Linked DNA regions of Homo sapiens: regions 2, 3, 4 and 5 are each linked to region 1. A link is a loop called in an ENCODE intact Hi-C map of the cell type or tissue named here. Cell type or tissue: mammary epithelial cell. All regions are shown on one strand. Each heading gives the region's core, and the rest is flanking DNA. Links, peaks and the distances in the headings are about the cores only. Region 1 holds the start of PAX2 (paired box 2). Region 2 has its middle 74 kb from the start of PAX2. Region 3 overlaps PAX2 (paired box 2). Region 4 has its middle 34 kb from the start of SLF2. Region 5 has its middle 29 kb from the start of WNT8B.

Evidence for each region. Hi-C counts contacts between places; a loop is a spot of excess contacts. Peaks named below come from ENCODE experiments on the same cell type or tissue, not always from the same donor. Only the 100,000 strongest peaks of a DNase experiment are listed, where the experiment ranks them.
Region 2: it touches region 1 in a loop (3-fold over the local background); 25 of 110 quality-filtered maps call a loop at or near these places.
Region 3: a loop joins it to region 1, with 2.6 times the contacts of the local background. A loop is called at or near these places in 5 of 110 quality-filtered maps.
Region 4: a loop joins it to region 1, with 6 times the contacts of the local background. A loop is called at or near these places in 16 of 110 quality-filtered maps.
Region 5: it touches region 1 in a loop (5-fold over the local background); 4 of 110 quality-filtered maps call a loop at or near these places.

Annotation. Positions count from the first base shown.
Region 1 is chr10:100,739,635-100,745,777 of GRCh38, reverse strand. It overlaps PAX2 (paired box 2), which reads right to left and starts at 196. Exons shown (of 10, transcript NM_000278.5): 1 at 1-196. RefSeq lists enhancers at 1-5, 1,105-1,154. In mammary epithelial cell, for the core only: a CTCF peak has its summit at 2,012 (motif pointing right); no DNase peak of the experiment used is centred there; H3K4me3 peaks cover 450 bases; H3K27me3 peaks cover 3,787 bases.
Region 2 is chr10:100,668,357-100,674,523 of GRCh38, reverse strand. No RefSeq gene overlaps it. Among named protein-coding and RNA genes, the nearest start is that of PAX2, 74 kb to the left of the region's middle. RefSeq lists a silencer at 3,254-3,433. In mammary epithelial cell, for the core only: no CTCF peak of the experiment used is centred there; no DNase peak of the experiment used is centred there; H3K27me3 peaks cover 1,473 bases.
Region 3 is chr10:100,823,965-100,830,090 of GRCh38, reverse strand. It overlaps PAX2 (paired box 2), which reads right to left. Exons shown (of 10, transcript NM_000278.5): 8 at 5,342-5,443; 9 at 2,996-3,082; 10 at 147-2,548. The coding sequence ends at 2,472. Among named protein-coding and RNA genes, the nearest start is that of PAX2, 81 kb to the right of the region's middle. In mammary epithelial cell, for the core only: a CTCF peak has its summit at 2,988; no DNase peak of the experiment used is centred there; H3K4me3 peaks cover 630 bases; H3K27me3 peaks cover 3,496 bases.
Region 4 is chr10:100,875,715-100,881,881 of GRCh38, reverse strand. No RefSeq gene overlaps it. Among named protein-coding and RNA genes, the nearest start is that of SLF2, 34 kb to the left of the region's middle. In mammary epithelial cell, for the core only: a CTCF peak has its summit at 3,231 (motif pointing right); no DNase peak of the experiment used is centred there.
Region 5 is chr10:100,431,214-100,437,380 of GRCh38, reverse strand. No RefSeq gene overlaps it. Among named protein-coding and RNA genes, the nearest start is that of WNT8B, 29 kb to the left of the region's middle. In mammary epithelial cell, for the core only: a CTCF peak has its summit at 3,419 (motif pointing right); a DNase peak (open chromatin) is centred at 3,440.

The sequences.
Region 1 (6,143 bases), core at 1-5,000:
GAAGTAGCAATCCCGGGGATGTCCGAGGTGGCGCCTGCGGGAGGGGAGCGCGCGGGCCAGGCCCCCGCCCCCGGAAAAGGCAGGCGCACGCCGCCGCGGCCGAAGGGCCGGGAGGGAGGGAGGGAGCCGAGCGGCGCTGGCAGCTCTGGGCTGGCCCCAGGTGGGTTGCGGCTGCGAGAAGACTCGGCCGGAGACTGGAGCCTCGGCTCCCGGTGTGTGTCTCTCTAAAAGCTGCAAAGCCCCCTCCAGACCTCCTCCCCCTCCCCGCGCCGGGAGATGGATGACTTGTCAGACAAAGGCAATAGATTCCACCACTCTGTGATTCGCCAGCGCTGGAGCCCCGAGCTTCGGCGAGGAGGGCCCCGAGCCTGTCACTCCGGTGCCGGCTAGGGGAGGGCAGGGGAGGGAGAAATGGGAGGGAGGGAGGGAGGGAGCAGCCGGCGAAGGAAGAGGGAGGGAGGGGAGCGGACCGGGGGAGGGGGAATGGGAGCCCGGGATTAAAACTACACTGAGAAACGAAACTCGCCGATAAGATAAACGCTAGATAAGGATAAAGAGCGGTCAGTCTAATGAATATTCAGGTAACGACAGAGGGCCTCGGAGCGCGCTGCGCTGTGAAGCCGGGCTCTCAGTTCTAACTCGCCCAGCCCTGCCATCCACTGGCCAGTGCCCGCCTGGGCCGCGCGGCCCCGGGCCCAGTGCGCATCCCTAGCCCCAACCCCACCACCCTCGGCTCTGAGTTCCCTTCCGTTCCTTCCCGGCTCTTCCTTCCTCTCTTTCTGGTCCTTCCCTTTGGCCTTTCCCTCCGGAGGTACCTTCCCACCCACGCACCCCCCACTTCTCATTCCACGGAAAAGTGTCCAGCAGTTTGTCTTGTCCCCTCCCGTTCCACGCGACTGTGCGCAGGGCCTCCCCAGTCCCCTTGCCCACCGGGTCTGGGCAGTCCAGAACGCTTGGTTCAGAATCGAGCTGAAGACCTCCGGCGAGTACCCACCTGCCTCGGTGGGACCCAGCGGATGGCGGGAGAGCCGGGGGACTTGGTTTCTGAACCCTCGGGTGACTGGGAAGGGGGTACAGGGGAGGGAAACAGTGCGGAGCTGCAGGTCGCTGGCGGCAGAGGATGTGGGAGACGAGGCTGGCTCTCCCCGGCTGGGGAGAAGAGGAGGCTGCGGACGCGGCTGAGCGCCGCCCGCTGCTAGCTCGGTGGATCCGGGGCGAGCGCAGGAGGCGCAACCACGGGGACGTCCCCACTCCTGCCGGAGCCTCCGCAGCTCTCTCTGGCACTAGCTCCCTTGCTCGCTGGGGTCCGCTCGCACGCACCAGGCAGAAGAAGCCCTTTGTCTCCTAACTGGTTAAGTACAGAATATCCGGGAGATCTTCATGAAATATTTTCCCTCGTCTCATAAATCATCTTGGCACTTCAGCTGATGTTTTAACTCTCTCTCCCTCCTTCGCTCCCTCCCCCCGCTTCCCTGGGTCTGCGAAAGGGCGGCTCGGCGAAGCTTGCGCAGCGCTCTTGCAGCCCGAATCCGAGATTCCTCCAGCCCCCGTCTGCAGCTCCGGGCGCCCCGCGGAAGCGCGGCGGACTCGCGCTCCCCTCCCTCTGGCCGGAGCCTGGGCGGCAGATACCATGGGGAGAGATGCACCTGCCTGACTCAGCCTAACTACTACTACTGGGCGTCTTGTACCCGGGTTTTTGGGATGCCCTTATTCCTCAGGAGGAGCTCAGGCCAGGCTCAGCGGGACGAGGTTCTGAGCCTCTCACTCCTGTGGGGCCTGGGTCCGCTGGGATCCTGGCATTTGCCCTCCCTCCTGTATCCTCCAGAGCCCAATAAGCTTAATCCACCTGCGGGGTAAAGTCTGGGAGGAAAACACTCCTCACCGCCTGCCCCTCCCAGCCCCTATCCCACTTCCCTTGGGTGGCTAGGCAGGTTGGTTCCCTTGGGCTAGAGGTTGAAGACGCAGGGCCTAGCCTCTAAGGTCAGTCTCTTCCTCTTGAGGCCTGCAGATGGCGCTCCCGGGTTTGCTTTGGCCTCACAACCCCACGAACACGCACTAACTTCGTGTAGGGACCGAAGAAGGAAAACAGTTCGGGCAGCCGAAAAGTAACAGCTCCCAGGCCAGAGTGCAAGGGATCTCAGGTGGTATTAGCTAGCACAGCCTTGGCTTTCCCCTCTGGGAAGTAATTAACCCAGAACTGGGGTGAAAGGAACGTTGAGAAAGGGTCCTTATTTAGAGGAGCTCAGAACTAAAGTAACCTTTGCCCCAGGTCTCTCCAAGTTGGTCATCCAGGAATTTGTCTCGGGGTGTGTGAACTATTGAAGGAAGAAAGCTGTGAGTAAACCCCCCCCCTTCCACACAGACACAGATTTTTCTAGAACCAGCTAGACATGTCCCTATGTTACAAGTACCATGAAATGTGGGTGCCCACAACAAGCATTTTCACATGTTGGGCGAGAAGGATTTTCCATTTTGTAGAGAAGGGGACTTAATGCGCCAAGTGTGCTGGAAGTTGTCCTCACACACCTGTCCTTCACATGCACCTTCTGAGGAGTAAAGACCCTTCTGATAGTCCCATTCCCAGGTAGCCCCTGAGAGTCCCCCCTGCTCCTGGGATCGTCTCCCCAGCACTGCACTAGCTGGACACTCACTCTTCCGCCAGGCCGGCTCCTGGCCGCTTCCCCATTAGCTCCAGCCCATTCCTGGGTCTAGAGAGTCAAAGAGTAATGCTCCCTGGAGATTAGGAACCCCTTTTCTCCAAAGCTCTGCCTTCTCCTGGGGCTCCAGGATGAAGGGCTGGCCTTCATCCAGTCACTGGCCGCTCCTCTGACTCCCCCTTTTCTGTTCTCTTTCTTCTATACAGTCTAGTAGAGGGGTGGGGGGAAGCAAGAAAGCAAAAAAAAAAAAAAAAAAAAAAAAAAAAAAAAAAAAAAAGGAAGAAAGAAGAGGAAAGGGGAAAAGAAAGAGAAAGAAAGAAAACAACCCAACCCCAAACACTACCCGGGCTCCGACCTGTCAGGGTTGGTTGCTTTTCCCGTCCGCCTCTAAATGAACCTTTTCTCTCTGGTGTTTTCAAAGCGGCCCTTCCACCCCCCAACCTAGGGGCATTTACACTTCAAACAAGGAGCCCGCCTCCCTGCGGAAATTTAAAGGCAAATAAACTTTTGGGGAGTTGCTCTGATACCCATCTCGGGATTTGCTTCATTAGCCGCCTCTGTGCATCTGATCTGCCCAATAAATCTTCCTTGTGGATCTCGGCTCCTTTGCCTTCTCGGCTCCCTTCCCTGCCAGGCTTGCCCAGGCGCCTGGCGGCCCCCAACCTTGCCTCCGCCCTCCAGGCCGAGCTACTGCCGGCCTGGTTTTCTGGCTGGGCCGCGCCTGCTCTGTCTGGGTGTAGGTGTCGGGGTGGCGGATAGGCACCCCGCACCTCGAGTGTACCCACGCACCGGCGCCCCAAGCCAAGCCAAGCGCGACTCCAGGGCTCTCAAATGCGTTTCTGGGCATGTTGTGCAAAAGTGAAGTGCCGGTGTAGACCTAGTCCACTGCCCGCTGCCCCGCTGCCACCCGCTCCCGCTGCCTTCCAGAAACCCTTTCTCCTGTTTTCCGGTTTCCAGTTCCCTGGCCCAGCGTTTTCTGCCCAGGCGAGAAAAGGCAGAAGCGTGGTTGCCTCTCCTCCTCCTGCAGGGCCCTGACCCGGGGCCCAGGCGCCCGGCCTCCAGTAGCTTGGGAAGGCGGCTGAGCCTTGGTGAGACGGAGGGGGCCGCGGGAGCATCCCAGCCGCGCCCCTCCCCCGTGGCCGGGACCTGCCTTCCTCCTTCCACTTCCCGGGGAGCGGCTAGGGGAGCTAGGACCGGGGTCTGAGGGAGGGGATTAGAAATTCCGAAATTAAATGCATCTCCCCAGGAAATGCTCCCCACAGCGCGGACCAAATTAAATGCATTAAAGTTCAGAGGGGAAAAAGCTGTTTAGAACCAAGGGGAGAAAAGTAGTCCGAAGGGAAGAGAAGCAGAAAGGGAGGGGAGAGAGGGAGAACAGAGCTGCAGCTCCGCAGCTGAGCTTCATTTCTGGATTATTCCCACTTTTAGAAGTCACCACCAAAAAGAAAAATAAAAGTTCTTCTGACAACCGAACTCCAGAGCCGACCAACCGAGGCTCACTCGCCCTCTGGGTCCCGGCGCACCCCAGGGCGCATACCCTCGGCTGTCAGATCCCAGGGAGCCGAAACTTACACCCCAGCCCCTTCCGCAGAAAGGCCTGACCGGCTCCTGCCCGGCCTTTCCCCCTCCTCCTCCCCATTCTCTCCCCGCCCTTCCCCCTGCCTGGCCCTCTGGTCACGTTGGAGGATGGTTTTTTTTTTTTTTTTTTTTTGGAAGAGCTTCTGGTACAATATGGAGCACCATGGGCTGCAATTTCACACTCCACAGCACATTCCCCCTAAAGCTACTTTCTTTTTTTTTTCATCTAAGACCCCCTAATTTCTGCTTCCTCGCTCCCTCCCTCCCTCCTGCTCTCACTCTTCTTTTCCTGCTTTTGTTCCCAATATTTGGGCTCCCTGCGTGAAGCCCGGGGGGCCTGACTCCCAGCTGGCCCCGCCCGCTCGGTCTGTTGGTCCTGTGGAGTCCAGGCGCACGTGCTGGGCCTTTATCCTCCAGGATCCCTCCCCCTTTAATCTAGCTTCCCCTCACAAGAGGTCTTTGCGACCTGCCCAGCCCTTCACAGGCCCTTTGAGGAGCAACAACAATGCAAGCCACTTGGCCACCAAAGCTGCCTCTTAGTGGCACGGGCCAGCCAGGTGGCTACCGCCCATGGGCCACTCTACTAGGGAACTGAAAAAATAGCGAAGCTGGGAGAAACCCAGCCAGCAGGTCTAGAGAGTAAGAGTGAAGGTCCTGTCCAACAGAGAACAAGCTAAAAGGGCTAGGAGCCCCGTGAGGCCCTGGTACTTCTGGCTCAGACCTGGACACAGCCTGTACCGCCTCCCTAGATACCCATGGACCTCCTAAAGGGGCCACTCACCCCACAGCCTACAGGAAAAAGTGACAGCCACTACATACACAGTCCCTTTGCTTCTTTGAGACTCAGTTTTCTCACCTGTAAAATGGGGATAATTACGCCTGTCTTGTCTACTCCATGGAGCTAATCAATAGGCATTTTGCAAACCCAGACATTTCTCTAGTAGATTATGGAGTAAATGGCCAGCTTTCTGAACTCTTACCCTTTCACAAAGAGGTAAAGGAGGGATCTGAGTGCTAAGGTAGGGCAGGAGGTGGCGTTTTCCACCCAACTTCAATCCTATAAAGGTTACTGGGGATTCCTCCCCGCGCCGCCTTCCTGTTTTATTTTGTTTCCCCTTCTATTGGCTATGCCACACCTGTCCAGGTTTATCGTTCTTCCCTCTGTCTATACCTCCTGCCACTCCTCCATTCCCACTTCCTGCACCCCCCTCCCAACTGCACCAGCGCAGCTGCTAGAGGATCGGTTAAATTCCTCACTGCCCACCCCCCAACCACCACCACCAACAGCCGGGTTAATTGTGGCCTCAGGCGCGGTCCTCTTCAGCCAGTCCGCCAAAACCGTCGGGAGGAGCTGGCCCATTGGCGGAGACCTAGGGAAGGAAATCCCGTCCGGTCCGGTTCCAAACAAAGAAAGTTGGTTCTCCCAGGACCTGCAGTTAATCAGTCAAAGCCAGAGCGGACAGGAGACGGTGGGGAGAGGCCTGGCTGGGAGGAGGCTCGAAGGAGGGAGAGACAGGAGGGGAAGAAAGAGGACCTTAGAGAGTTGCCGAGGGAACTGAGAAGCCACCACCTGTCTCTGGGAGGCCTGAAGAGGCTGGTTTGTGCGAAGCCGAAGTCCCCACCTGGCCAGCTGTCCCCTCCCCTCCTCCCCTAGGCCGGGCGAGAGAGTCGGAGGGAGGCTGAGTGTCGCTGGCGAAGTAATGATTAACTCTCTTAGCAGCCGGCCCGGAGCCCGCGGCCTCATCGGGCTGTGGTCGAGGGAGACGGTGCAGGCTGACCCAGGACGTCCCCGGCGTTACCTCCACAGTCATCGCCGCCGCGACCGTGGGACCTGCGGAGGGTGGGGGCAGGCGACAGCCGGGGGCGGCCGAAAGGGAACGGAGAGCAGGGCCAGGGAAGCACACTCCA
Region 2 (6,167 bases), core at 550-5,549, 72 kb after region 1:
TAATCCTCCTGAAAGTGCCTGAAATCATTCTCCTCTGGGGACACACTCCTTAAAACCTTGGGTCTGTAAGTGATCCTAGAAGCCAAGGATTTCATTGTTCCCCACACTAGTCCCATTTTGGGGGGCTTTAGCCTCTACTTGAATGCCTCCAGGGCAGGAAACTCACTCTGTCTTGAAATAGGTCTCTTCTGTTTCAGGCAGCTGTAATGATTAGAAAGTTCTTTCTTAAGACAAGAGCCCAGGTCAGGCGAGGTGGCTCATGCCTGTAATCCCAGCACTTTGGGAGGCCGAGGCTGGTGCATTGCTTGAGTCCAGGAGTTCGTGACTAGCCTGGGTGACATGGCGAAACCTCATCTCTACAAAAAATAGAAAAGTTAGCTGGTCATGGTAGTGTGTGTCTATAGCCCCAGCTATTCAGGAAGCTGAGGTGGGAGGATCCCTTGAGCCTGGGAGGCGGAGGTTGCAGTGAGTCAAGATCATGCCACTGCACTCCAGCCTGGGTGACAGAGCGAGACCTTATCTCAAAAAATAAAGGAAAAGGAAAAGAACCTGAATCTGTCTCCTGGAAGGTGCCTGTCCCCTATCCCTGCAAAGGAGACGTTCTTCAAGGATGGTTGTTACTATGATCTGACTGTTTCTGTCTCCCCCAAATTTGTAAGTTGTACCTGCCACTGACCTTCATGTCTATGGCCACAATCTCGGGCTTCTCAGACTTGCATTTTGCACCTTGTTATGTGGTTGATTAACTAGTGTAGGTCTTCCTTACTAGACTGGACTATTCCCTGAGGATAGGGGTCTACATCTTATTTTTGTACCCCTAGCGCCAGCCCAATGTGTGACACCTAGTAGACATGCAGGGAACAGTTGAATGAACATGGAGTTGTTGAAGAGGGGGTGCATGACCTTTGTGAAAGGCAAATTCAGCCTTTTGTCAAAGTTGGTCTTGGAATGGGGGGGTGGAGGGGAGAGAGGCATTCAACTTCATTTAATCTCAATGCTAGATGGTTGTGTGGCCTCAGGCAAGTTACTGGGTCTCTTAGAGCCTTAGTTTCCTATCTATGAAGTGAGGTACATAATAGTATTTGTCCCACATGGTTGTAATAACAAATCAAATGTAGCAATTAGTGCAAAGTGCCTGCCACAGTGCCTGCCACAGATTAAGTGCCATTACTATCGCTTTTGTTGCTTTTGTTGTTTTGGAGGGGGGAGTACACATGGATTATTATTATTATTTGGTAGTTCATTTCTACCACCTAGTAAAAACTCTGCCCCATCCTTCAAGCCTCCAGCTCAAATGCCACCTCCCAAATGCCCAGACATCCTCAGGAAGTCACTCTCCACTCCCCTGTTGAATAGACAGCACTGTATGTGCTTCTGTTTCAGCACTCACCAGGAACTGCCATCATTTGGAGACATCAGCCCCCTCCTCAACAGTGAACTCCGGGAAGGCAAGGGTAGCCTGGTAGTCTCAATCTCCCTTTGCCTGCAGTAGGTCTGACCTGTGGGAGAGGTTCAAAAATGTTGGGCGAATTTAGGGGAACTTCAGAGCTCCTGGAAATCTGAAAATGTATTGAAAATGGATGAATATGTGATAAAAATGGCCACTCTTCAAGGCACTGACTTGCTAATGGATTTCATGGGTGTCAGGGGCTAAAATATAATGTAAGTGATGCCACAATCTCAATATATTTAGGGCATCCCTCCTCCTTTTTTAAGAAAGAAAGGGGCCAGGCATGATGGCTCCTGCCTGTAATCCCAGTACTTTGGGAGACCGAGGTAGGTGGATCACCTGAGGTTGGGAGTTCGAGACAAACCTGACCAACATGGAGAAACCCCGTCTCTACTAAAAATACAAAATTAGCTGGACATGGTGGTGCATGCCTATAATCCCAGCCACTCGGGAGGCTGAGGCAGGAGAATCGCTTGAACCCGGGAGGTGGAGGTTGCCGTGAGCTGAGATCGCTCCCATTGCACCCAGACTGGGCAACAAGAGAGAAACTCCATCAGAAAAAAAAAGAAGGAGAAAGAAAGAAAGAAAGAAAGAAAGAGAGAGAGAAAGAAAGAAGAGAGGAAAAGAGAGACAGAGAGAAAGAGAGAGAAAGAAAGGAAGAAAGAAAGGAAGGAAGGAAGGAAGGAAGGAAGGAAGGAAGGAAGAAAGAAGAAAGAAGAAAGAAAAGAAAGAAAGAAAGAGAAAGAAAGAAAGAAAGAAAATTAGTCTGATGTCTGTCTGGAGATACCATTACCACAAAGGGGAGAGGTGTTCTCCTCTTCCCCTTCTTCCTCTCTCCTGCCTCACATGGTCCCTCTAGAGATTCCCTAGACAGTGTTCTCAGCCAATATTGCTCTGTTCTGGTCCAGGCATGCTATAGGCATGCTTTTGCAGGGGCTAGCCTGGAACACTGTTTCCTCTGTCATGCTAGCCCATAGATATTAATTTACCAGAAGTGTGGCTTAACGGGAGCAAAACTAGGAGGGGTGGGAAAAACGACCCCCGACCTCGGAGAGAGCTGTGATCGGGATCCTATTTCCCATGCACTGGTGCACCCACCTGTGGCCTTTGTGCACAGGTATTCCCTGTGGACTCAGCAGAATGTTAATAATAACTAACACTTAATAACAGTACTTGTCACTTGTATTGCATTGCATGGTTTCTCAGATCACTTTTACATAGTCTCATTACTTCAACTAATCCTCAGGGAGTGAGGTATGTGGGGCAGATATATTATTTCTACTTTGCAAATGGGGAAACTGAGGCCCAGAGGACTTGCCCAGGGCCACCCAATTAATTAAGGCAGAGCTGAGAGGTGAACTCACGTCTCAGGATGTTGCACAAACCTGGGCACTGGCACATATAGGTGTTACCTGCACACACCTGAGGTGGATTTTTAAATTAAAAATTTTTTTTTTAATTTTGGAGACGAGATCTTGCTATGTTGCCCAGACTTGTCTCGAACTCCTGGCTCAGGTGATCCACCGTCTCCGCCTTCCAAAGTACTGGGATTACACGTGTGAGCCACCGCGCCGAGACCTGAGCTGGGTCTTCAAGGCAGAGGCTCTAAAAGAGCTGAGGCTGAACTGTCCCAAGCCTCAGCTAGAGCCTCACAATGAGGCCTTTTCTTGTGACCCCATGGGGCTGATCTTGGCGACCCCACCCAGGCCCCCGCCTCTCTATCGCTCTCCGGGGGTGCCGGGCTGCTCCTGCTGGGCAGAGGGGCCAGGCAGGGAGCCGGAGCCGGAGCCGGCGGCCTCGGGTGGGTCCGCGCCCGCAGGTGCGAGGAAGGCTCGGGCCGCCAGCCCATCCTCCGGACCCGCAGACCGAGGCTCGGGCCGCACGCGGCCGCCCCCTGGTGGACGTCGGCGTGTCGGGCACGGCGCAGTCACCCGGCCCCGGCGGAGGCGGCGGGTCTCGTGGCTCTCTCGGGCGCCCGCTCCCCCGCCGCCTCCCCCGCTCCCTCCACTTTGGGGATAATTTAACATGTTTCACACTAACTTTCCCGTAATGGCCGCGGAGCCTTTGGAAATGCAGCCTCCCCGCTTTATCGGCGGCTGCGCTAATGGTTATCTCGCAGCCGTGCCCCCGGCGATCCTGTCAGGAGTAAATAGAAGCTGACACAGTCATTTGCTTAAATCTTCTCCACACTTTTGCCGCATTTCCCTCCAGAGGATACCCCTGAAACAACAATTATTTGAAATGTCACGCGTTTCTGCCCCTGGGCTACCAACAAATGAACATTAAATCTATTAACAGCAAAAAAAAAAAAATTAAATGTTTACTTTTCGGAAGGTGTGAGGGGCCTGAGTCAGGGAGGGGCCTAAGGAGAGTCAGGGACAGGGACAGAGGCAGAGACAGAGACAGGGACAGGGACAGAGGGAGAGACGGGACAGGGACAGAGGGAGCGACAGGGACAGAGGGAGCGACAGGGACAGAGGGAGAGACAGGGACAGAGGGAGACACAGGACAGGGACAGAGGGAGAGACAGGGACAGAGGGAGCCACAGGACAGGGACAGAGGCAGAGACAAAGACGGAGGGAGAGACAGGGACAGAGTGAGAGACACTGATAGGGGCACCAGAGGCAGAGAGGGAGGCAGATGCCAGGCAGACAGCTCGGAGCAGGGGGACAGGGTCCTGGGAAAGGGGAGAGACAGACAGACAGGGATATATCCATAGATATATAGATATATCCATCTCCCTATCTATCTATCTCTCTCTCAAATTTAGAGAGAGAGATATACGTACATGCGTGTATATATAGAGAGAGCCCAAAGACACATAGAACAAGACAAAGCAGAAATTGAAACCAAAAAAAGACCACTGTGGAAAAACAGACTCCAAGACAGAAGGGAGGAGGCCAAGGCAGATGCCCAGAGTATGAGACACCAAAAAAGGCAGAAAGAGGCACCCTCCACCCATAAATGGCAGCCCTCCCACCCCGCATTTTTAAAAAGTTAAGTTAAAACCAGAACCCACAGCACGCTCTGCTAATGGTGCTCACCAGCTTAGGGTCTCACTCCCACAGCCTGGTCCTCTTTGGACCTTAGCGGGCCTTGCCTGGTCAGCCTATCCAGGAGGGGGAGGTCTCATGCCCCTCATCACTGGTCCAGCAGCAGAATGTGTGAAAGGCATGGAGACCTGGAAGCAGGAGATTTTGGGGACAGCAGAGCAGGTGTCACAGCAAAGCAGATAGGCCACTGCTGGCCTCACAGCGTCTCGGGCCCCATGGCCATGCTGGCCCACACCGCGGCTCAGTTTCTCCATCTGTACAGTGGGAAGCAGGTCCCTAAACCACTGCAGGCGACCCCAGTGAGCCTGAAGTGTTCTCACAAGTGCAGGGGCTCAGTTGTCCTCCCGTGGGCCCGTGTGACAGTGGAGAGAAGTCGTGCCTGGTCATGTGGAAGGATCTGAGGTGTGTGATGTCGTGCTTTGGTTCCCATAGGTCAGTGCCTCACTCATGCAGGTGTCTGTGGCCATAGAGCACCCCCAGTGGGGAACCGCCCAGGGCAGGGCAGGAAGCTCTCTGGTCATGGAGGGCCATGCCTGACACCAGAACCAGGGCTCAGTGAGGGTCCTTTGAAGGGTTTGAGGGGCAAGCAGTGGAGGGGTCAGTGAGGGGGGTCAGAGAGAGGGTCCTGGGAGAGGAAGGACAGCTGGAGGAGCCAGTGGGTGGGTGGGGCTGCATGAGGGGCTGGTGTGAGCTGTTCTCACTTCCTGACTCCTCCTCCCCTGGCGTCTCTCCCACCAGGGGACATTTTCTGTGACATTTTCTGTTGAAATATAAATGGGTTGAATTTCATCGTGTGAGGTGGAGGGCTCTCTGGGTCCTGGGCCAGGCGCCTCTGGATCCCTCTCTCGCCCCCTCCTGAGGACGGCGTGTCCAAGCTGGGGCTGCACCGCCCGGACCTTCGTTATGTGTTACTGGGTATGAACACTGGCTCCGTACACTCCATACACCAATAACTCATGTTCAAACACAAAAGCAAAGTTGTGACTTTGCTCTCACACGACTGCTTTAAATTTGCACATTTTAGCTGCATATGAACCCACACTCTGAATTCTACATGCCAAGCACACTCAAGTGTACACACAGATGCTCACCTTCCACATTCGAACATCACCTTGCACACTCAGACACATATCCAAGATCTCCTTCCCCCGTCCTCCACCCTGACCATGCCCACCCCCATCCTCTCACTCCAAAGGAGAATGGCAAAGGGTACGTATGGCTGGGTCACTGAGGCTGTGTCCCTGTCTGCATGTAAAGTTGTATATGTGTGCCTGTGTGTGTGACTGACAAAGAAAATATGCATGTATTTCTAAGTCTTTGAATGTGGACATGTTGCCGCATACAAGAAGACTCTGTGTGTGTGTGTGTGTGTGTGTGTGTGTGTGTGTGTGTGTGTTGGAGGGTTGTGTGCCCGTGTGGTTGTGTGTGACTGAGAGTGTGTGGTGGGGGTGTGGGGGGGTGAGTGCTATTTAAATGAAAAAGAAAGGAAGTGAATCAGGGTCGTTTCCATTTTAATTGTAAAACAGATAAGCACTAAACACTTTGAAAAAGTAAATGACTTGAGAATAATTACTCTCTATTACCCAGCGTCCCAGGGGGGCAGTTGGAGGAGCCCAGATGGCTACAAAAAATGGGATTTAGCAGAAAATTGAAGACATTATTCA
Region 3 (6,126 bases), core at 1-5,000, 84 kb before region 1:
AGCTGCCGCCAAGGGGGTCTCGGCAAAGGAGTTGGAGGTGGCAGCGGGAGTGTAGTTGGGAGGATCATTGAAGGGGCTTTTGGGGATCGACCAATGGAGGGGAGGCCCATCTCAGAGACAGGGAGAGACAAACTTGGAGCCATGGGGAGTGACATACAAAATTTTATTCTTTATTTATTATTATTATTTATTTCTTATGTGCACAAAAGAAAAAGAATCAAAACGAACCGACGCACTGAAAGTGGCCGAGGAGACCAGAACCGTCCGGGGACATTTAGCAGGTTAGGCCTGGGCCTGGGTCCGGGGTCTCTGCCCGGCCAGCCCCACAGGACTGGGATGGGCCGGACCTCGGCGCCCTCGCCGCCCTCGCCGCCCCGTTCGGGCCACTGGAGCCTGGCTGGGCGCCGGGTTCCCTTAAACGATTCTCTTTTCTCTTTTTCCTTCTCAAATAAAAAGGGCTCGCAGGGGAGAGAGATCTGGGCGAGGACTCCAAGCCTTTTCGGATTTGTTCAAGGATTTTTATTTATTTTCACTTTATTGACTTTGTTTCTGTTATTTCGAGTCGTCACGATCCACGGGTGAGGAGACATGCAGGGCGCATCGCCACTACCGAAAGAGCAACTACGGGGCGGGACGGGGCGGCCCGGCCTTCGGCCGCCCGGGGCGCGCGGGGCACGCCCGCGAGGGGGCGAGCCCGGGGGCTGGAGCTGCCACCTCGGATCTAGCCTGCGGAGACAGGGCGGCCGGGCCAGGTCTGGGGAGAGAGGCCGAGGAAAGAGCAGAGACAGACAGACAAGAGCGACAGAGACGGAGAGAGACAGAGACAGAGGGGGAGAGAAGCGGAGAGGAGAGAGGGGCAGAGGGAGAGAGGGGCAGGGAGGAAAAAGCGAAAACACGGAATTACAGAGAAAGAGCCAACAAAACAGGCCAGAGGAGTCCACAGGACCATGTTCGTCATTTTGCATAGAGATTTCTTTTCTTTCGTAATTTTTTTTTGTAACATAAAAAATGCCCCCCTCCCCCAGGACGTGCTGTGCTTTAATGGGCGTGTAGCTGTGTCCCCCCCTTCCCCCCCAGCGAGCGGCGACTCTCACAGCACAGACAGCGGGGCGTATCTACAGGCAGGGCCGGCGGGCGACAGGGACTCTACGGGGCCGGGCGGGGCGGGGCGGAGGGGGAGGGGTTATGTACACCGGGTTTCGCCTTCACACGACACACACCGTCTTTCCACAAAGCAGCAGCCTGGTGGGCTTTTGTGTTGTTTTGTTCCTTTTTGCAAAGACCATCATATTAAATAAATGTAGACTTTTTGTGGTTCTGTTCAGTTCCTGCCGGAGGAGGAGGCTGGGAGGGGATGGGAGGAGTGGAGTGGGCAGCCCCCCACTTCCACCCCGCAGCAGCTCAGACGCCAGCTCAGAACCGGTTCTTACCACCGGCAGATTGAGAGTCTGTGTCGGGGGAGGGGGCATCAAGTAACTGCTGGAGGAAGACCCCAGTCCGCAGTCTATGGAAACTGGTCCTGCGGCGGTCCCGGGAGAGCGTCCGATGGGGCTGCGAGTCAGGGAGGAGGATGCAGGGCGTCAAGGGACAGGCGAAGGACTGGCAGGAGGGGAAACTGGGAGGCCAGCAGGTGGAAGAGACGCTGAGGTAGGGGCAAGGCAGGGCTGAGAGCCGGGTCTCGCAGCAGGAGGTGCCGGGCCCTGGGGAACTAGGCAGGCCAGGAGGAGCAGTGAAGAGCCGAGAGTCCGGCTCGATCGGTGCGGGCTGCTGGGCCCCCCGATCCTTGGGTCCCAACCTTGGAAAGACCTGACGCCCCCAAAGCCCGTTCCTAGAGCCGGACCCCCACACCCCCATTCCATCTTCTGGGACAGGGCACACCCGGAAGGCGAGGGCAGTCCGGCTGGCACTGGGGGAAAAGAATTTTTCCCAGGGATTCGGCAGCGGGCTCTTCCTCCTGCAGAAAGTCGTTTTCTTCTTAATCTCCTTGGCCCAGCCCCTCCAGCGAAGCCTCCTGGCGCCCGAGCGTCCGAGGCGGGTGCCCGGGGCTGGGCCGCGCTGCGGTCCGCGCTGATTGTGTGTCACAGAAACATCCGGCGCGCGCCAGCAGGTCGCGCCCGAGTCCGGCAGGGTGGCTGGCGGGCTTCGGGGCTGGCTTGGTGGAGGCCGGGACGAGCTGGGCCGAATCCCCCTCACGGCGCCGCGCAGTCCAGGCAGGCGGGGAGGGGCGGCAGGCGGGGCTGGGGGCGGCGGGCCCGGGCCTGAGGGTCCCGCCCACGGCTCCACCCGTCCTGTCCGACCTTCGAGGGGGGTGATGTGAAGGGTTGCGGGGGTCGTGGGATGGGGTGAGGCTGGGGCGGTGGCCGGGAGGCATCGCGTCGCGTCGGTCCTCCCTCCCTCCGGGGTGGGGTCAGACGGGGACGATGTGGAGGCCGAAGCTGTCGGCCTGAAGCTTGATGTGGTCCCCGCGGTAACTAGTGGCGGTCATAGGCAGCGGCAGCAGCGGCAGGGGCGGAGCCCCGGGGGGCGGCACTATAATAATAAGGGGAACCTGGAAGTTAACACAGGAGAAGAATGGGCTGGGTGAGAGGACAAACAGGAGAACAAAAAAGGAAAGAAAAGCACAGAAAAGACCTCCCCTGGCTGGGGTCCAGCGGGATCCGGACTGGGAGACCTTGGCTGGGCAGTGGAGCCAGTTGCCCCGGAGAATAGTTGCGTTCACGGGGCATGAGAGGGACCCGATCTGGTGACGCCCGGCTGCGCACCCTCCAGGGGATCCGAGGGCGAGGGCGGCGCAGAGCCTTCGAGCGACCAGGGAGGGCACGGGAGGGCAGGAGGTGCGGGCGTCCTCGAGGGGTCCCCGGGCCTCAGTGCTGCACTAACAAGCCTGTCCCCCTGGCCCGGCCGGGTCCCCAGAGGTCGGGTCGCCGGGAGTGGGACCGTGCCCAGAAGCCGCGCGGCCGCGCTGAGCCGCCGGCCAGCCAGGTGGCGTACTCACTTAGTAAGGCGGGGTTGCTGAATCTCCAAGCCTCGTTGTAGGCCGTGTACTGGGGGTGGCTGTACGGGTTGCCGGAGAACTCGCTCCCTGCGGGAGGGTCGGGGAGTGGGGATCAGACGCCTGCAAGCCAGGGCGGACCCCACGAGTCCGGCCGGTGGCTTCTCCGCCCGCTCCTCCCGCCGGGTCTCAGGCGCAGGTGTCGCGGGCAGGGTAATGGCCGTGGCGGGCGGGCCGGGCGGAGGTGGGGCGATCACCGCGTCCGCGTGGAGAGAGCCCGGGGAGGCGGGAGGCACCGACGCGCTCGCACACCCACGGGCGGGACCTGTGGGCCGGTGCCCGCCCAGGGCTTCCCAGCGGAGGCGCTCGCGGCCACCCACGAAGGGTTTGTATTGGGGCGCGTCCACCCTGTCGCGCTGGGGGCCAGGGCCTTTATAGATGCCACTCCGGTTCTAGGAGGCATGGCCCCTAATGGGTGGAAATGGGAGTGGGGGGCGGTGGCGAAGAAAGGCCTTCGGGACATTTTTCTCCCAGAAAGTCCTAAGAATGGCATCAATGTGCAGTGCCAACACAAGAGGTGGGAGCTCTTTTGGGAGACACCGCCCTCCCGCCTTTCCCTCAAGAGGTTGGATGCGTGGGCTACGCGGCAGGGGATGGAGGCGGCGCAGGTGGACTGCCCGCTGGTCCGCTAGCGGTGAGCGGAGGGCCCGTGGGTTGGGAGCCGTCGTCGGAAGCTACCTCCCTCCCTCTGCGGGAGAAAGGCCAGGCCTCCAGGTTTCCCCCTCGCCCTTTCTCCTGTGTGATGACCCCAGACTGTTTACAGTGATCCCTAACCGCGGGTTAAGTAGAGGAGAAGGGGCCCCTCTCTGAGAGGGAGCTGGGGTGGGGGTGGGGGATGCAGCCACTGGAAAGCCTGTTTATTGACGAGGAGGGAAAGCATGCGTGCAGCAGGATAATGAGCTTCTGAGCTCAACTGTGACCAAGAGGAACTGAGCTATCTCCTTCCCCATCGCTAATGAAACAAGTGTAATTTCCTCATCAGCACTAGATTCTGTTTAACGACTCCCCCCTCGACACCACGAGCTCTCTGCGGCTCCCCTCTTCCCCACCTCCCTGCAGACTCCCTGCCCCCACCTCCCCACTCTTCCCTCACCCCACCTCTTTAAAACCTCCTCCAGCCCCCACCTGCTCACTGCTGGGAGTTTCTCCCTAAAATCTCCTTGCCTCCCAACAAGGCTTCTACTTTCCTTCCCCTAAATCTGGGCAGGAATCCCTTTACCCACACCTCTAACTCCCTTCAGCCCCTAGTCCATAAGACCCAGCAGCAATCTCCCTCTTTGCCGCTGCCCCTACCCCAAGCTCTGCTTACCCAGGGTTATACCTAAATGTCCCTGGATGGATGGGGCCAACCACTCTCTTCTATCCTCCCCATTCCCCATACCAATGAGAGTTGAACTTCAGGGAAAGGCCACATAGAGGGCGGCCAGAGGGAGTGAGTTGCTGGCTGAGTGAGTCTAACCCTCCTTAAGACAAGAGTGTTTTGGTGTTTGTGCACATAGGAACTTCAACTCTCTTTGGCTTCAAGACCCTGCTCCCAATCTGGGGTTAGGGGTTAGGTATAGTACAACCTCCAGCTGCAGTCACCAGACCTTAAATACAGCCTCTGTCTCTCTGATTCAAACAACCCAAACCCAACTCCTCTGATTAGGGATGGGTCAGAGCCCCAGGGAAGCAATGGAAGGCTGGGTGCCTCTGAAGAGGTATAGGGGTGTTCTAGCCTGTCTCACTGCAGCGACTCTCCCTGCTTCCCGCCGCAGCCTGACCTCCATTCCTCTTAGGGACTAGCTCCCTACTGTCTCTGGGTTGGGGTTGGGGTTGGTTCTCAACATTGGTCTTCCCTTGTGTCTTGGTGTGGACCAGGGTGGCTTTGTCTGAGTGACTGACATGCCCCTGGAAATGGTTCTTGGCTCCAAGTTTCCATGGAAACCAGGGCAGGCTCTTCCAAGCAGTGTCAGCTGGCTGGGGTGGGCTGGGCACTGAGGGTGGAGCTGAGGCTGAGTGCTCCTCGGGCACAGACTTGGGTGGGTGGGCGCTGTGGAGGGGCCATGACATACAGTGGGTTGCACACAAGGGGGCACTTCTGCAAGCTTCCTCCCCGGCTTGCTCATGAGGGAGGATGAGGGACCAACTGCAGCCTCTAAGGAGAGAGAGGGACAGAATAGCAGTGGTTTGCAGGGAGGGGACGTTGTGTCTCCCCCCACCCCAGCCTCAGACTACAGACCATTCAGCAGCTCACCCACAATTTAGTTCCCCCCACCTAGATTAGGCAGCTGCAGCATTGTCACCTACCAGGCACCATTCCTGCCAGGGTGGAGGTGGGGTAGCTTCCCTGGCCAGTGGGGGGCACGTGAGGGGGGTAACCAGGCAGAGTGGTGCTCGCCATGTCACGACCTGGAAAAACACAAAGGGGAAGGGGTGAGGCCTGGAAGAAAGGGGCCTGCCTCTACTCACACCAGGGTACTGCACGGAGAGGAAACTCTTGGAGAGGAAAGAGCTCTGTGCAGACGTGCAGGGGTATGTGTGCCACTGTGCACCTGAATGCGCCATCTGAGTGTGCCTTTGCATGTGTCTAAGCTAAATGTCTATGATCAGCTGTGTGTACGCATCTCTGTTTTGTGTAGCTCTTTGTGTCTCTGTGTATTTGTGTGTGTGTGTGTGTGTGTGTGTGTGTGTGTGTGTGTGTGTATCTGCCTTTGCCTGTGTCTCTGTGCATTCCAAACCCAGATGGAGATGGGAGGGAGATGACCTGGTTTTACTCCTCCTTCTCAGCAAGATATTCAGCTGTGGTCTCTCCAGCAGCCAAATGGACCTCTATCATCTTGCTTATCTTTCCTCTCCCTAACACCCCATCTTTCCTTCAGGCTTGGAGGACACCCCACCATCACCCCTACAGGGACTGATGGCTATTCCTTGTCCTCTCCAAGTGGAGCTGCAGGTCCTGGTCCTGGCAGGTGTGGAGAGCAGGGGGGCAGCCAGTGGGCTATTTTGCTGTTAGTGTTTATGGCATTTACATGATAGAAAACCACCCTGAAGTGAATCAGGAGCTTTGAGCCAAAAGTGCAAGTGGACCAGAT
Region 4 (6,167 bases), core at 606-5,605, 140 kb before region 1:
GTCTGATTTTTTCTGAATGTTCAGAATCTTCCTTCCTCTCCTGGTCACGGGGCCCTACCAACGCTTGTGCTGATGCTTCTATAAAGAGAAGGATCCTAGCCCCGTGGGTAAGAGCCAGACTGCCTGGCTTTGAATGGTGACTCTGCCATTAGCTACGTGGCCTCAGGCAAGCTTCTTGCCTTTCTGTGATTCACTTTCCTCATCTGTAAAGTGGAACTAATAACAGTACCTACCTCAGGGTTATTAAGAAGATTTAGTAAATTAATTATATGATATATAATAAGTTAATATAAAATTAAACTAATAAATGAATATACAAAGTGCTTAGAATAGTGCCTGACATGCAGCAAGCACTATATTGAGTGTTTGTTAACATAAACAAACAGAGATCAAGGGAAAACATTGATGTGCTTCTCTCTGAAGATGTGCCAAGTCCTTGAGATGGTCTTCCTGACAACTTTGACTGTTTCCTACCCGTCTTCACCTCTTGTCCTCCTTGTCCAAAATAAATAGATAAAGGAAGAGTGTGTTGATGTTAGCTCTTTGAAGTGACAGGGAAACTCCAAAGGCCGCCGTGCAAGGTTTTCCCCTTATCTGGGCCCTCTGGCAGAGCCAGTGTGTCAGCCTTGGGGAAACAGACCGATTTTGCTTTAGAGAAAATAGGCCTGATGTTAGACAGCAGGGAGGGAAAGGAAGGTCTGTTACCTGTGCTGGCTGCAGGGACTGGCTTGTGAGGAAGGAGGCAGAGCTTGCTGACATGAGCAGGACACAGGAAGATGCTGGGCAGGGCGCCATAAAGGGCAGTGGTGCAAGGGTCTGTCACCTTGGATTCCCATCCTGGCTCTGCCACTCACTGGCTGTGGGACTTTGGCCAAGTCACTTCAGGTCTCTGACCCTGATTCTGTATTGAGGCAGGAAGGGGTTTCACAGAGTGATCTCAGAAGTCCCTTCGCGGCCAGGCATGGTGGCTCACACCTGTAATCCCAGCACTTTGGGAGGCTGAGGAGGGTGGATCACGAGGTCAGGAGTTTAAGATAAGCCTGGGCAAGATGGTGAAACCCCGTCTCTACTAAAAATATAAAAATTAGCCAGACGTGGCCTGGGCGACAGAACGAGGCACGATCTAAAAAAAAAAAAAAAAAATTAGCCAGGCATGGTGGTGGGCATCTGTAATCCCAGCTATTCTGGGGGGCAGAGGTTGCAGTGGGTCGAGATTGCACATTGCACTCCAGCCTGGGCGACAAGAGCTAAACTCCATCTCAGGGGGGAAAAAAAAGAAGTCTCTTCAGGCTCTGACGCTCTGAAATTCTGTATGAATCAGTGAAGGAGTCTGTTGGCTTTTTCTTGATCCCCCTCAACCCTGTACTCCCCACAATAATCATCTGAAAGACTCTGAAACCAAGTTAGTAGCCCAGAGAAATCTGCAGTGTCTCAGGAATATTACAGTCACTAAACGGAACTAATGTTATTTGCAGAACAGGGATGGGGTGAGAGCCAACTCATTCGGGATTGGGATTCCTGAACCCCTGGCCCCCAACTGTAACTAGGTTCCTGGATGTGCAAAGGGCCAGGGGTCTCTGTTCTGCCTTCAAGGTCAAAACCAGGACTTCTGATTCTTGGGAACCTTGGAGGCCTCTTTGTTCAATCATTAGCCCTTAGGGCTACCTCATGGCAGGGAAGCCCATGCTAAAGGCAAACACTCACTGAGGCGCAGAGGGGAAACTGAGCCAAAATCACGCCCAAAACTTAAGACTCCAGTGACTGTCCTTGGATCCTATCCTGGCCTCCTGTTCCCCCATAACAGCCCTGGTGTGTCTATCAGAGGTGAGCTGGACGGCTGGGGTGCAGCGGTCATCGGGGTGATGGGACCAGGTTGGAGGCCTGAGGCCAGCCCAGGGTGGCTACATGGCAGGTGGACACAGTTTCTAGTGAGCAGGAATCTGGCACCCTCTGCTGACCCCGCGGCAGGAGACAGCTGGTCAACCAGGCTAGGCTGCAGCCACCAGGAGGGGGAGGGGTGGGGTCCAGGACCAAGAGGCAGCTTCCAGTCAAAAGAGCAACTTCCCTTTCGGAATAGATCATTTTTACTGGTTTTGCAATAAGCTTATGAGACAGGAACAATAGCAATAAACAAACCGAACAAGAAATCGAAAAGATGGACCCCGAAAGCTGTTACTGAGCCCTTCTCACCTTCTCTTAACGAGTCTCTAATTTATAACAAACTCATCAACCCAGCACCTCCAGGGTTCCCTGGTTCCAGGTTGGGAACCCCTGGCCTCTGCCTTGTGTGTGACTTGTCATCTCCAGGGTCCTAAGACCTGGCTCCAGAGGTGGCAGGAGGCTCTGGCTAGTAGGAGGAACTGGCCCAGGGTTGTCCAGGGACTTCCATCATGGCTTCCTCTGGGAGGATCTGCAAAGTGTGGTCCTCCCCTGCCATGCACCCCCCACCCCTGCCCAGTAGGTCTCTCCAGAATCAATGGGGCTGGCTCTGGATGGCCCACTTCCCCAAAACTTCTGCTCCAACCCTCTGCCCAGCCCCAGGCTGCTGATGCAGGCATGGAAATCATGTTCCTTTCAGACTACCAGATTAGGGCTTGGCATGGGAAGCTGAGATAGCTGGGGGCTTCCAAGCCCCCAAATTCCATACTCCTCGGATAGGACTGAGGTCACTGCTGTGGGCTGAGGTTTTTCTCTCCTTAAGATGAGAAGATCCATTAGGGCAGAGCCATGTCTCTCCCCTTCCCCTCTTCCCCTAAAGCTAAGGCTGTCTGTGAGGAGGGCCAAATGCCTCCCATCAGACTGGGCTTCCAGGAGGCCAGGGCTGAGTCTCTTCCTTCACCTGGAGATCCCTGGGGAAAGGCTGTGTCGCCTCCCTAGACTGCAGTCCCCTGGGCCTGGGCCATGTTTCCTTACCTTAGACTGAGGCTGTGGGAATGTGGGACTACATTTCTACCACAGGCTGCAGCTCCCTTAAGCATCCATTTTTTTTCCAGTCCCTTTTGTCACCCAGTAACCCTGAAGCTTTTCCCAAGGTAGCCCCCTGTATTCTACCTGTCCGCGCTGGAGGAACAAGTCAGCCCCTGTGCCTTTCCTGGCAGCTGGGCATAGGACAGGGCATCAGGGATGGGAAGCAGTGTTCTGCCAACGACTTTCTGGGTTGGGCAGGGCTATGCTTCTCTGCAGGGGACTGAGTGTCTCCTTGTGAAGCCTGCAATCATTGGAGATGGCCACAAGATGTCAGCTCGAGGCTGTGGAAATGGCTCCAGTCCTGGGACTGAGCTCAAAAGGAAGGAAATCAGACAGCAGCCTGAAAGGCCCCCTCTGTCCCCCACTCAAACTCACAACAATGCTCCATCTCTCTACTTTGTCCCCAGTTCTTTGCTCCCAGAAGAGTGGGTTCTGAGGCTCCTTGACTTCCAGCTCTGGGAAGGATGGGAGCTGCTGCCCCTATTGCAGGCACCCTTGCTGGGAAGAGCCCTGTGTGCCTGTGTTCCCCTGTGTGTCCTTGTGGGTGTGGCTTCAGGCCACCACAGCCAGTGTGAGTGCTCAGGGCTGCCTGCGTTTGTGTGCAACTCTTGGCAGGAATTTGTGTCTGCCACAATAGACAGAGAAATTCAGACCTGAAAGGGCCCTTCGAAATCTCCCAGTTCAACCTGTTGTTTTATAGATGAGGAAACAGAGGCCCAGAGAGAGAGAGGAAATGGCTTGTCCAAGGCCACACAGCAAGTCCATGTTGAGCTGTTCCTGGAACCCAGGACTCCCACTTTGCAGCATGTGTGTGCACCCATCTGGGAGTCTGGTTGACCAGGACTGTGTGCCTGGTGTACTTTTGTGTTAGTGATTTACATCCAATGGGTCCTGGAAAGTTCCCTGACTGACCATCAGCCTGCAAGTTTCCAAACAGAATCACAAGGAAATGGGAAGAAGGAAGGCATGGAAAGGAAGGAGGGAGAGACAGAGAAGTACATATGCATGTAGATGCACATCTCTTTTTGCTTCACGGGGACGGGGTGTAATGTCAATGGTTGGATGTGTCTGTATCTCCCTAGGTAAGTGTGCCTGTGTCAGATACCTTGATTCATTCTGGTGTTGAGGTTTGAGTTTGTGTACATGCATGTGTACACGTGTGTACAGGGACCCATTTGTGGGACTGCAGGGAGTCGAGGTGTCTTTGGGGAGGCGTTGGTGCTTTTGGCTGGGTACAGTGTGAGCGATGGTGTGTGCCGCGGTTGGCGTGCCTGTCAGTGACTCTGGAGCGAGCATCGGTCAGTGGCCACGTGAGTGACTAAGGGTGTCAGTGAGCATAAAGAAGAGGCTGCTCCCTCTCCTCATCTCTTTGTCCCCAATCAGACTGTCTTCCCATGGCCCCTAAGGTTTCAGTGTCCCTGCCCCAGTAGCAGTGAAGAAATCCTTTATCGGTTGAGGCACCAGCCCCCGTGTCGGGATTTCAAGGTTCCTGTCGGTTCCATCCATCTTCCGGGGCCTCCTGGTATTAGCATTGATCTACAGGGGAAATGGAGAGCGCGGCTGGGTTATTACGCACCCACCCGCCTTCCCTGGGCCGTGATTGAGTGCACACAGAGAATTTTTGAAACATGGCCACCCTAACTTATTCTGTCTTCCTGCCAATAGCGTGGCATGGGTCCAAATTACGGGTCGATACCAGCTGATCTTTTTATGTTAAACTGTGATGAAGTTGCTTCTGTGGGGAGATGGTATTAGGCCCTGGGTCCTCTTTTATTGGAGAACTTTTGGGATGGAAAAGGGAGGGATGGAAGAGTGGGCAAGGGGAGTGGTCAGTCGGGCATCATGGAGGGCAGGTAGTGTGTGCATGGGCCAGGAGCATGTGCATGCCCGCAGGGGAGTCAGAGCTCGCTGCACTGGCCCTGGGATTCCCGGTTCTTGCCTGATTTCTCCCCCTTGTGACCCTTGCCACACTGGGGACCCTCAGGGACCCCCATCAGACTTTCCATCGCTCGGCCAGCCTGCCCCTGGTGAGGCCCCTCCCTACTTCCCTCTAAGGATAGAATTCTGTTTTCCTCTAGCCGCTTCCACCCTTCTCCCCCACCCCCACTCTACACACCTGCACCATCAAACGGGTTTGTCTTTAACCTCCAAACAGGGAACTTTAATTAAAGAGACAGTGACCCCTTTTATGAGTTTGGTCGAGTTGGGTTTCAGGGCCCTTGTCACTAGTGGCTCACATAACCCTAACAAAAGCTTGAAGGCCCCAAGAGGAGCCGGTCTCCCTCGTAGACATTGTGGTGGGGGCACGGGTGGGATGGGGGTGGGGGCATGGAGAAGGGGGAGGCATCCTTGGGTCAGGATCCCCAGTGACTGCATTGGTGAGGTTGAAGGTTGGGGGAGGGGACAGGTGAGGGGTATAGGGAGGGAGCACTGACACTGTGCAGTACCTTTGGAGCGCAACCTCCCTGCATAGGACAGCCGTCTGGACCCCAGCAGTGTAGCGGCTTCTCTCTGCTTGAAATGGTTAAGTTTCCAAGAGGGACTCCTGCGAATGTCCAGGGCTTGAATCCCATTTGCCTATGGACTTGTATTATAAAACTTGAAGTCATCTCCAAGAGGAATAGACTGGATAGAACTCCAAGAAGAGCTGAATTTTTTTACCCACATACTTAAAGGAAAAGTGGTTTTATGATAAAACATAATTGCTAATAACTATAATAACACCATTCAACATCTGGCATGAAACACAAATTCTGTCCTGAACCTGAAGGTGCAAACACCGCACAGCATACACACTGCCAAGAAGGGAGCTGGCCCTCCACATGGAAGAGCTAAATTCAGGCCTCACTGGGCCCCCTGCTGTCCACATTCCCCACCCCCAGCTCCCTTAAGGACCCCAAGTGTAGACGTCTAGTGGGTTCGTGTTGTGAGTTTGAAGGGCCCTTATCTTACATCCAATCACCTCTTGTTGATTTTTAACCAAGGGCTTCTGTAGGTCCTGTAAGGGATGTTTGCTTGCCCTTTGATCTGGTACTTTGATATCCTTTGTGAATTCTTCAGCCTGGAGAGGGCTGCCCAATCTGCCACACTTTTTCATTCAACAAACATCAGGGGCTGTTAAAAACAACCAGTGTGTGATTGGTTATTTCCAAAGGGATGGGTTTTCATGAAGTGGGGTGCACTCCCGTTAACCAGAGGCT
Region 5 (6,167 bases), core at 331-5,330, 310 kb after region 1:
TTTTTTTTTGAGACAGAGTTTCACTCTTGTCACCCAGGCTGGAGTACAATCTCGGCTCACTGCAACCTCCGCCTCCTGGGTTCAAGTGATTCTCCCGCTTCAGCTTCCCAAGTAGCTGGGATTACAGGCACGTGCCACCATGCCCAGCAAATTTTTGTATTTTTAGTAAGGACAGGATTTCACCATGTTGGCCAGGCTGGTCTCAAACTCTTGACCTCAGGTGATCCACCCGCCTAGGCCTCCCAAAGTGCTGGGATTACAGGTGTGAGCCACAGCGCCCGGCCTTCACCTCCTATTTTTCTTAAGGCATTATTTGTTGTGCCTATTCACTGTGGTGTTTCTGATAGTTTGTCTTTATTTTTGAAATTATTTTCTTTCTAATTATTTCCTGAGTTCTGTCACTTTATTTCTGCGTTTGTCTGTTTCTGGTTTTTACTATTCTTTTATGTCTTATATCATTTAAAAAGGGTTTTCCAGTTGGTTTCAAAGCAAGAAATTGTAGAGTTTTACTCTGTTTCTAATATGCTTTCATTGCCTGTAGAAACTATTCTGCCTCTTATTCTCCTTTTCCTCATAATAACTTTTATTAGATTTAATCTTGATACTTTTCTGTTGCTTATTTCTATGAGGTTGGCTTCCTGAAATTTTAGGAAATAGGAGTGTAGTGTTTAAAAATATGATGGCTTGCTTTCTGTGACTCTGATATTGTTGCTTTCCTCCCCCGCCTAATCTGAACACCTCTTTTATTGGCCTTTTTTTATCCCAGTCCTGCTTAATTTTGACTCTACATCTGGACGTTTTTCTTCAGTGTGTGGCCATGTCCTGAAATGGGGCCCTGGTTGGTCAGTTTCATGGGTTTCTAGGGGCTGGATTGCTCTAGCCAGACTCATGGGCCCCACACGCACTCACCCACTAATAGGATTAGGCCAAACTCCTCCAGTTCTACCTCTTGTTTTCAGATTGACCCACCTCACTTTCCCGTTGGCTCTTTTGGAGTTCTCCAGTTGGGGGTCTGTCAGCTGTCCTGTTGCTTCCTTTGCTTTTCCCATGCAGATGCTGAAATGGTCCAGAGCTTGTGGGTATTGAGTTTCACCTGCTTGCATATGGGATTCCTAGGGATACCTTGTCACCTAGTTTTGCAAAATGTGGTCCAGGGATTTTGGGTTTGTTATCTAGTTGCTCTCCCAGTTTTGATATGGGAATTTGGAGAGATTAAACAACTGTGCCTTCATCATTGCCATCTATCTAATATCTGTATTTGATTTGGTGGGGAGAAGAGAAAAAATAATATATTCTAGTTGTTTAAAAAAAAATCAGAGGCATGTAAAATAAAAATGGAATGCTGTTCTTTTCCCAGTTCCATTCTCCAGAGGTATTTACTGTTAAGAGTTGAGTATATTTCGGCCGGGAGCAGTGGCTCACGCCTATAATCCCAGCACTTTAGGAGGCTGAGGCAGGCGGATCACCTGAGGTCAGGAGTTCAAGACCAATCTGGCTAACATGGCAAAACCCCGTCTCTACTAAAAATACAAAAATTAGCCAGGCATGGTGGTGCGCACATGTAGTCCCAGCTACTTGGGAGGCTGAGGCAAGACAATCGCTTGAACTCGGGAGGTGAAGGTTGCAGTGAGCCAAGATGGTGCCACTGTACTCCAGCCTGGTGACAGAGTGAGACTCCGTCTCAAAAAAAAAAAAAAAAAAAAAAAAAAAGAGTTGAGTATATTTCCTTCCAAATACTTTTCTATTCTTTTGCTGTTTATGTACTTTTCTATCACTTTGCTGTCTGCATTTTCTTGCAATTTTCTTTTTCCATGTATATATTTTCCAACATACAACAATATATTGGGCACCATCTTTAAGGACTAATATAGTCTGATAGTGTTATTATTTATTACAATTACCAAGTGGATAATTATCTCAGGAAGGAAACAAACTGGTTCTAGTTGCTTTGAAAATAAACATTTATGGCTGGGCGCGGTGGCTCAACGCCTATAATCCCAGCACTTTGTGGGGCAGAGCCAGGCAGATCACCTGAGGTTGGGAGTTCGAGATCAGCCTGACCAACATGGAGAAACCCTGTCTCTACTAAAAACTACAAAATTAAGGGGGCGTGGTGGTGCATGCCTGTAATCCCCGCTACTCGGGAGGCTGAGGCAGGATAATTGCTTAAACTCGGGAGGCGGAGGTTGCGGTGATCCGAGATCATGCCATTGCGCTCCAGCCTGCACAGCAGGAGCAAAACTCCATCTCAAAATAAATAAATAAATAAATAAATAAATAAATAAATAAATAAATAAAACATTTATTTATTAATTTTTTTAAAAAAATCTTAGAGATGGAGTCTCACTATGTTGGTCAGATTGGTCTTAAACTCCTGGCCTCAAGTGATCTTCCCACCTTGGCCTCCCAATGTTCTGGGATTACAAGCATGAGCCACCATGCCTGGCTGGAAAATAAACATCTAAATAGTGTAAAGAGCCATCACAAAATAATTGATGGTATTTGTCTATAGATGGAAAGGTCATGGCACTCAGGACCACTAAGCGAAGACCTCCTCAATGAACTCTAGGCTGCTTTGCTTTAAGAAAATTCTGGCTGGCTGGGCACAGTGGCTCATGCCTGTAATCCCAGCACTTTGGGAGGCCAAGGTGGGTGGATCACTTGAGGTCAGGAGTTCGAGACCAGCCTGGCCAACATGATGAAACCCGTCTCTACTAAAAATACAAAAAAATTAGCTGGGCATCGTGGTGGGCGCCTGTAATCCCAGCTACTCAGGAGGCTGAAGCAGGAGAATCGCTTGAACCCAGGAGGCAGAGTTTGCGGTGACCAGAAATGGAGCCACTGCACTCCAGCCTGGGCGACAGAATGAGACTCTGTCTCAAAAAAAAAAAAAAAAAAAAAAAAGAAGTTGTATTCACAGAGTCCTGAGAGGACTAGGACTGGTTTCCCCTTAAAATATTTTTTCGCTTCTAAATCTTAGATAAACAACACACTGATGATCTTCTGAAAAAGCTTTTTAAAAAGACAGATGACTGCGCTCCTCTCAAAATTTATGAATCAGAGTTTCTTGGGATAAAATCTGGGAATCTGTATCTTTAAAAATGTTCTCCTGGTGATTCTGCCAGTCAGCCAGATTTGGGAACTACTGGATAAATTCCTTGGACTAGGAGATAACTTTCCTAATTGCAATGGATCAGATTTGGGGTGCTAGGGAAGCCCTATCTGGCAGAAGTAGCCCACCAGCTTTCTTCCTAACATCTCCTTTCCCTACTTCCCTGGCGCCCTCCCCTACACCTTCTAATTCTTGCTGTCACCCTCTTTCCTACCCTAAACTGGCCCTAAAATGACACTTAGAACAGCAGCGCCACATTGTGGAGAGAAACAATATAGTGCTCCAAAAGGCACAGAACACTGTCCTCGCAGATCACCGAGCCTGCAGTTACCGATTTGTCCTGCAGGGGGCATAACTTCCTTACTTTTTAAGTGAGGACAGGTTCTCGCCCCATAAAACCTGGTAAAACCTGGGTGATCTCAGAAAACATCCCTGGAGAAGGCACGGGATGGAGCATCTGTGCCAGATTAGAAATCAAAAACCTCCACTTCGTGAAACTAGAATAAACCGACTAAGTGCATGGACATGAGCAAGCCTTCTGCTGAGGTTAGAAGCCAAGCTCTATGACAGTCTTGGTCAGGGTAAAACTATGGCGGTCTCCAAGTCACTGTGTGACTTGATAAACACACGTCTATCTGGGGTACAAGGCACTGTCAGATATCTCTTGGAAAGTGTTCTGTTTTATATGGTACCCATGAGTCTGGCATTAATCAATAGATCTGATCTCTTTAATAAGGATATTTATACCCAATGACACATCGGTTTATGTTGGTGGAGCAGGGTTGGATCGCTGTAGTAGTGTTCTGAGTATGCACCTTTGGATTTGTTCCCACCTGGTGAAGTCTCTCTCTCTGTCTCTCTCTCTCTCACACACACACACAAGCATTCACACACAGGCTCTTCTGATATTTGTAACTAGACACATCTTTTTCAATGGCATGTTTGATGATCCAGCCAAATTAATATGGCTAGAAAAAAAAAGATATATTTACACAAATTTACCAATCTATCTGGTTGCCTGGTTGCTTTCCCTTCATATTAATAGCTGCCCTCAGGCTCCAGATGAAACAAGAATGTACACCTTGGTAGATTTGTGTAAGATTTCCTGGCAGATGATTGTGTGGCTTTCTTTTCTTTTCTTTTTTTTTTTTGAGACAGAATTTCACTCTTGTCACCCAGGCTGGAGTTCAATGATGCGATCTTGGCTCACGGCAACCCCGACTCCCGGGTTCAAGTTCAAGTGATTCTCCTGTCTCAGCCCCCCAAGTAGCTGAGATTACAGGTGCCTGCCACCACACTCGGCTAATTTTTGTATTTTTTAGTAGAGACGGGGGTTTCACCATGTTGGCCAGGCTGGTCTTGAACTCCTGGCCTCAGATAATCCACCCCCTTCAGCCTCCCAAAGTGTTGGGATTACAGGCGTGAGCCACTGCGCCTGGCCTATTTCTCTACTTTGACTCTTCTAGCTGCTTGGTTTTCTGAACTCCTGAGTTACACTGGCAGCCAGAGCCCTGTGGTTTACTGTTAATGTTTTTCTTGTTGTCTTGTTTTTTCTGATATGTTTGCTATCTCCCTAACTAGACTGTGAGCTCTTTGACTGCAAGCTCTAAGCCCAGATCACACCTATCCCTTGAACACTCACCACACACATTGTTGGGTGTGTGTTATGTCCTCAATACAAATGTTTAGGTTGTTAGTTTGAATAATGAGGAAAGGTGTTTTAAAAGACTGAGAAGCGGGCTGGGTGCGGTGGCTCACACCTATAATCCCAGCACTTTGGGAAGCCAAGGCAGGAGGACTGCTTGAGTCTAGGAGTTCAGACCAGCCTGGGCAACATAGGGAGACCCCTGTCTCTTTAAAATAATAATTAATAAACAAAAGAGTGAGAAGTAAAGGAGAACCAGGAGAGAGAAAGGAATAAAACATAACGTTTCTAAAAGATTGACTTAAATGACCAATGAAAGGAAGTAACTGATAAAAGACAAAAGAGAGTGACATGAAAGGAGGATATTAGGGTTCTAGCTTTTTCACAAAATGGAAATGCTATTGTGGGCAATGATAATTTCTGAGGAGATGTTCATGGTCAAAGAAATAAGATTTCCCCCTTGGGAGACTGAGGTAGGTGGATCACCTGAGGTCAGGAGTTCAAGACCAGCCTGGTCAACATGGTGAAACCCCGTCTCTACTAAAAATAAAAAATAAAAAAAATTATCCGGGTGTGGTGGCTCACATCTGTAGTCCCAGCTACTCAGGAGGCTGAGGCAGGAGATTCATTTGAGCCCAGGAGGTGAGCTGAGATTGCGCCACTGCACTCCAACCTGGGCGACAGAGCCAGACTATGTCTCAAAAATAAATACACAGGCCGGGCATGGTGGCTCACTCCTGTAATCCCAGCACTTTGGGAGGCCGGGTGGGGGGGGGGGGGGCGGGTGCGGATCACAAGGTCGGAAGTTCAAGACCAGCCTGGCCAATATGGTGAAACCCCGTCTCTACTAAAAATACAAAATCAGCTGGGCGTGGTGGCGGGCACCTATAGTCCCAGCTACTCGGGAGGCTGAGGCAGGAGAATTACTTGAACCCAGGAGGCAGAGGTCAGTGAGCCGAGATTACGCCACTGCACTCCAGCATGGGCGACAGGGTGAGACTCCATCTCAAAAAAATAAAATAAAATAAAATATAAATAAATACATAAAATAAAATACGATTTCCTTACCAATTTAAGGAAAATGAGTGGAATGTGAGGTACTCTGTGAAAGAAAGTTGTAATTTTGGAATAAGTTCAAAAGAATGAATGAGTACACAGATTTAGTATATAGGCCAAGCTTAAAACTCTCCCTGAATGTGACAATCAAATATTGCATAACCAAACTCTTTTAAATCTTCTTTTATTGCTCTGTAGAGTTGAACCAGTTTATGTATCCACTAAAATCTCAAGGAATTGTTCTTTAGCTTTAGATTCTCAGGTACAATGAATAGAAGAGGACTTCCTGCTATTATTTATTAATTTTATTTTACTTTATTTTATTTTTTGAGACACAGTCTCATTCTGTCACCC